Regions from separate parts of the Homo sapiens genome. Here region 1 is linked to region 2. The links are chromatin loops, found by intact Hi-C in ENCODE. Cell type or tissue: Caco-2. All regions are shown on one strand. Links, peaks and the distances in the headings refer to the core of each region. The heading gives the core; the rest is flanking DNA. Region 1 has its middle 12 kb from the start of IER2. Region 2 overlaps CACNA1A (calcium voltage-gated channel subunit alpha1 A).

Evidence for each region. A loop is a pair of places that touch in the nucleus more often than their neighbours do. Peaks named below come from ENCODE experiments on the same cell type or tissue, not always from the same donor. Only the 100,000 strongest peaks of a DNase experiment are listed, where the experiment ranks them.
Region 1: it touches region 2 in a loop (2.6-fold over the local background); 9 of 110 quality-filtered maps call a loop at or near these places.

What each region holds. Positions count from the first base shown.
Region 1 is chr19:13,161,143-13,164,045 of GRCh38, forward strand. No RefSeq gene overlaps it. Among named protein-coding and RNA genes, the nearest start is that of IER2, 12 kb to the left of the region's middle. RefSeq lists a silencer at 1,784-2,183 and an enhancer at 2,454-2,543. In Caco-2, for the core only: no CTCF peak of the experiment used is centred there; DNase peaks (open chromatin) are centred at 1,819 and 2,769; H3K4me3 peaks cover 1,636 bases.
Region 2 is chr19:13,233,429-13,236,331 of GRCh38, forward strand. CACNA1A (calcium voltage-gated channel subunit alpha1 A) reads right to left here. Exons shown (of 47, transcript NM_001127222.2): 32 at 2,186-2,302; 33 at 1,781-1,846; 34 at 1,493-1,608. Among named protein-coding and RNA genes, the nearest start is that of IER2, 84 kb to the left of the region's middle. RefSeq lists a silencer at 1,224-1,273. In Caco-2, for the core only: a CTCF peak has its summit at 1,307 (motif pointing left); a DNase peak (open chromatin) is centred at 1,303.

The sequences.
Region 1 (2,903 bases), core at 318-2,817, 72 kb before region 2:
GTCTCGATCTCCTGATCCGCCCGCCTCAGCCTCCCAAAGTGCTGAGATTACAAGCATGAGCCACCGTACCTGGCCTATTTTATTTTATTTTAATTAATTAATCTATTTTTGAGACAGGGTCTTGCTTTGTCGCCCAGACTGGAGTGTAGTGGCATGATCCAAGGCTCACTGCAGCCTCAAAGTCTAGTGCTTAAGGGATCCTCCCATCTCAGCTTCCAGCATAGCTGAGACCCCAGGCACACACCACGATGCCTGGCTAATTTTTTATTTTTTTTGTAGAGATGGAATTTCCATGTTGCCCAGGCTGGTGTTTTTTATTTATTTATTTAACCAGTCTCTGATGGGAGGCAAGACCCCTATATTTGACACTCGGATCAAGAGCTACTTTATTTAAAACATTTGGCCAGGCATGGTGGCTCACGCCTGTAATGCCAACACTTTGGGAGACCGAGGCAGGAGGATCACGAGGTCAGGAGTTCAAGACCAACTTGGCCAATAAGGTGAAACCCCATCTCTACTAAAAATACAAAAATTAGCCAGGCATGGTAACACGCGCCTGTAGTCCCAGCTACTCCAGAGGCTGAGGCAGGAGAATCGCTGGAACCTTGGAGGAGAAGGTTTCAGTGAGCCGAGATGGCACCACTGCACTCCAGCTGGGCGACAGAGTAAGACTCTGTCTCAAGAAAAATAAAGAGACCAGGCGCAGTGGCTCACACCTGTAATCCCAGCACTTTGGGAAGCCAAGGTGGGCGGATCACAAGTTCAGGAGCTCGAGACCAGCCTGGCCAATATGGTGAAACCTCATCTCTACTAAAAATACAAAAATTAGCCGGGCGTGGTGGCAGGAGCCTGTATCCCACCTCTTGGGAGGCTGAGGCAGGAGAATCGCTTGAACCCGGGAGGCGGAGGTTGCAGTGAGCCAAGGTCAAGCCACTTCACTTTAGCCTGGGCGACAGAGCAAGACTTCATCTCAAAAAATAATAATAAAATAAATTTTTGCGGGGCTGGGAGTGGTGGTTCATGCCTGTAATCCCAGCATTTTTGGAGGCTGAGGTGGGCGGATCACTTGAGGTCAGGAGTTTGAGACCAGCCTGGCCAACATAGTGAAACCCCATCTCTACTAAAAATACAAAAATTAGCCAGGCGTGGTGGCGCGCACCTGTAGTTCCAGCTGCTCGGAAGGGTGAGATGGGAGAATCGTTTGAACCCGGGGCCGGGGGGCTGAGGTTGCAGTGAGCTGAGATAGCGCCAATGCACTCCAGCCTGGGTGACAGTGAGACTCAGTCTCAAAAAAAAAAAAATTTTTTTTTGTTAATACTTATCACAAGTGCAATTTTACCTTTGTAGAATTAAACCGTTGTTTCTGAGTTAGTTTCCTCTTGTAGCCTACTGCCTCCAAGTCTAGCAGATGGTTAAGCGGTTTTTGTGAATGAATGATGCCTTTGCAACCTTCGTTTGAGATCTGTCCTCTTAACGTCCACTGTGTATATATGAGGAAACAGGCCCACAGAGTTTCGCTCTGCAAGACAGCAAGTAAAGGACAGCTCTAGTCGGGTCCTCTATCCCGAAGCCTCCTCCCCACTCTGCCCTGCCCTGCCGTGCAGGACCCAAAGGAAGGGCGCCCCAGTTCAGCCTCTGTAGATCTGGGAAAGGGCCGGGCCACAGGTCGGGACCAATCCAGAAGCAGCACCCAGACCGGTTTACCCGGTTCCAGGACCTTGGGCGAAGTCCACCCGCCCGAGGGCAGGGACGACGCAGGCCACGCCGCGGCCCAGTTGCTAGCCAGGCAGGGTGGGGATTTGATCTTGCCAAGGAAATGTGAGCGGGAGGCCGAGCGTTGGAGGTGGGTAAGTCGTCACTATGCAGGGCGGAGCCATCCTGTGTCTATCACGCCCAAGGGCGGTGCATGCAAATTGACTCCCGCATTTGGCTTTTCCCCGGGCTCCGTCTCCGCGCGCTGCAACCCGCGACTTCCAAGAACTCCCCGCGTAGTCAGCTGCCCGGGCCACGCCCCCTTTCCGGACCCGCCCTGCCCGCCCCAGGGAGGCGGGGGCGGAGCTTGCGGCCCAGCGGGAAGGCGGAGGCGGGGGTCGCGCCCAGGTCCCGGGGGCGTCAGAGGCAATGGGAAGTCGTGGCTTCTGCACCGCCCTTGGGGGTTCGGCTCCCAATCAGGGAAAAAGGGCCGAGAGAATGAAAGAGTAATGAGACTTGCGAGTTTGAGGCTCACACTACTCTCTTTGGGTTGGGGGTTGCTGAAGCCTCCACGTGTATTCAGGGAGCCCCGAACCTCACACCTCTGTCCAGGGGAGCTCAGAACCCGCCGTGTTCTGGAAAGCCTACACCTTCCCCGGTTTTTTAGTGTCTAGGGGAGCCCACAACCCTCACAGCCGTGTCTAGTAGCGCTCAGATCCACACACCTGTGTTTGGGGGAGCCCAGATCTTCTCTACCTGTGTCCAGATGAGTTCAGAGCCCCGACGTTTGTCCAGGAAAGCCCACCTCTGTCCAGAAGCGCTCTGACCAGGACCTTTCCTGTTTCCTGAGGCTCAGCCTAGGGGGTCATCCCACCCAGGTCTGTGTTAAGGGGAGCTTGTGTCTCCCCAAACATGTCCAAGTGAGCTGAGCTCAGGAGCTGAGGCCTCCCCATATCGTGCTCCCCGCCTGGCCCTTTGGTGAATCCCTTTCTCAGAAGAAACCCTCAGGGGCCCTAGCCCTGCTGCCCTTCCCTGCACTGTCTTCGAGCCTCCTGGCCCAATTGGCCCCTCCCCCAGTACACTGTTGAGTCTTAGTTAAGACATAATCCCAGCATTCACTGTCCCCCATCCCCCAGCTCTCCCGCACCTCGGCGGCTGGCCGGGCCCCCGGGAGTGCCGTCATCCCAGCCGGCTGGCCACCCGACTGGCAC
Region 2 (2,903 bases), core at 256-2,755:
ACATTATTATGCAACTATCACCACTATCTACCTCTGTAACTTTTTTTAAAAATTAAAAAAATATATTTTTCTTTTTAGAGACAGAGTCTCGCTCTGTTGCCGAGGCTGGAGTGCAGTGGCACAATCATAGCTTACTGTAGCCTGGAACTCCTGGGCTCGAGCAATCCTCCTGCCTCAGCCTCCCAAGTAGCTGGGACTACAGGTGTGTGGCACTATGCCCAGTTAATTAAAAACAATTTTTTTGTAGAGACGGGGTCTCACTATGTTGCCCAGGCTGGTCTCAAACTCCTGGGCTAAAGCGATCCTCCCACCTCGGCCTCCCAAAATGCTAGGATTACAGGCACGAGTCACTGCACCTGGCCCTATTCCCCTTTATTCTTGAATTTTATCTTTTTCCAGCATCCTCTATAATTTGTTTCCTGATTATTCGTCTTCCCCATGGGGATGTTAGCTTCCAAAGTGCTTAAAATGTCTCTTTTCTCTATTTCCTGGTGCATCCTCGTTTTTCAGCCCTGCCTGGCATGCTGTAGGTGCTCAATACACCTCCACAAGAGGAGCTTGCAGTGAGCCGAGATGGCGCCACTGCACTCCAGCCTGGGCAACAGAGAGAGACTCCATCTAAAAAAAAAAAAAAAAAAGGGCTGGGCACGGTGGCTCACGCCTGTAATCCCAGCACTTTGGGAGGCCGAGGCGGGCGGATCACGAGGTCAGGAGATCGAGACCATCCTGGCTAACATGGTGAAACCCCGACTCTACTAAAAATACAAAAAAATTATCTGGGCGTGGTGGCGGGCGCCTGTAGTCCCAGCTACTCGGGAGGCTGAGGCAGGAGAATGGCGTGAACCCGGGAGGCGGAGCTTGCAGTGAGCCGAGATCGCGCCACTGTACTCCAGCCTGGGGAACAGAGCGAGACTCCATCTCCAAAAAAAAAAAAAAAAAAAAAAAAAGCCCCCCCAAAAAACCTACACTGAACGAGTGAAGGAACTTTTGTGTGCAGCCAAGATGATGAACCAAAGAATCAAGCCTCACGGTCTGTAAGCCTGTTTTCTTATTTGTCGGATAGGGCTGCCAAGAATCCCTTCCTCACAGGGTGGTCAGGAAGATTCAGAGATAATGCCTGGAAAATGACCTTGATGACTATGTCCCAGGGCCCTCTGCTTCTGCCCTGCTAGGATTCCTGGGCCCCCCACGACACCCATTTCCAGCCTCACGGGAAAAGAAGGATAAGAGCACATCTGGCCACCCCCACACCAGAAAAGGAGGAGGAGGGCACGCCCCCTATCGGAAGAGAAGGCCGGCACGTCCCCTACCGGAAGAGAAGGGCACGCCCCCTACCGGAAAAGAAGGGTGAGGGCGCGCCCCTGCCAGAAGAGAAGGAGGAGGGCACGTCTTGCATTGGAAGAGGAGGGTACATCCTCTATGGGAACAGAAGGATGAAGGCAGGCACCCCACCCCACGGAAACAGAATTATCAGAGCAGGTCCCCTTCTCACCGGAAGAGAAGCATGAGGGCCTGGAAGAAGGTCCGGAAGTTATTGTGCTCAGTGATTTGGAACTCATCTTCATCACTGTCCTCGTCCTCCACGTCGATGCCAATGTTACCAAACACCTGTGGAATTGGAGGGTGACGACCAGGGGCTGCCATTCCTCCAGTGGCTTCTGGGAAACCCAGCTCAACCTCCATGGCTGCTTCTGTGAACCAGGCTCCTCTGACCCACCCCTTTCTAAGGGTGGCTGCCCTCCTTGGGAGGCTCTGGGAACCTTAGGGACACGACACTCACCTGCATCCCAATGATGGCATAGATGAAGAAGAGCATGGCGATCAGCAGACAGACATAAGGCAGGGCCTGGTGGGAAAAAAGGCAATGAAGAAGAGTGCTGGGGGTCCCTCAGCCGCACTGTCTTCCTCCCTTGTCCCAGTGCTCTGCCCCACTGGGTTGGGTGGCCATATGCCACGTGCCAGAGTCCTTCCAGGGCTGGTGGGCATCTCTGGGGGCTCTAGGATGAGGCCCTTACAGCTCTGAAGACACACCAGGGACAGGAAGTTTGACAACAGCCTTGGAGATAACAGATTCTCTGCACGACTACATCACAGAGGCACTTCCAATCTGACTTCTACATTCAGCCAGAGCATGAGGGTCACCTGTCTTCTCAGCCCTGGGCCAGCAGCAGGGACGAGGACTCACCTTGAAGGACTGCACAAAGGTCCAGAGAAGAATGCGGATGGTGTAACCCTGACGGAGAAGTTTGATGAGCCGGGCAGCTCGGAAGAGGCGGAGAAAGCTCAGGTTGATGAAGTTATTCTGGGGAGATGGAGGAAGAGGGGTGACCATCCACCCACCCCAAAAGGCTCAGAGCTGTCACCACTCACAGAGGCCCCTACATGAAGCCAACCAACAGGAAAAAAGCAAGCCAGACCCCAAATAAGGAGGGAGAGAGAAAGCACTATTAATGCAATGATGCAGAGGAAAAACTCGAAAAAGGAATAATGTTGGGAGAGAGAGGGTGGGAGGGAGGAAAAGGCATCAACTCAAAAGCATAAGCCCTCCCTGCCAGCCCCACCCACAATGGGGAAAAGAAAAGAAAAAGAAAGGAGGAAAAAGGAACGGGGATGGGGAAGAAATAACAAAAGAACAAGAAAAAGAAAATATATCCGAATCATCCAATCAGGAAAAAAATCGAGATGGTTTTTGTTTCTCCCAACAACCAAATGCACTGAGACGAAAGGACACAAGCCGGTCAAGTTGCGGAATCTATCATACGTGTACGATGCACAAACACCAGGGCGGGGGTGGGGGTGGAGGTCGCCAGCACAGTCAGGCCTGGTGGACATGTGCGGGTTCCGAGGGCATGTTACGCTCCGGGCCAGAAATGCATCTGTCACGGGACTCACCGGGCACCCTG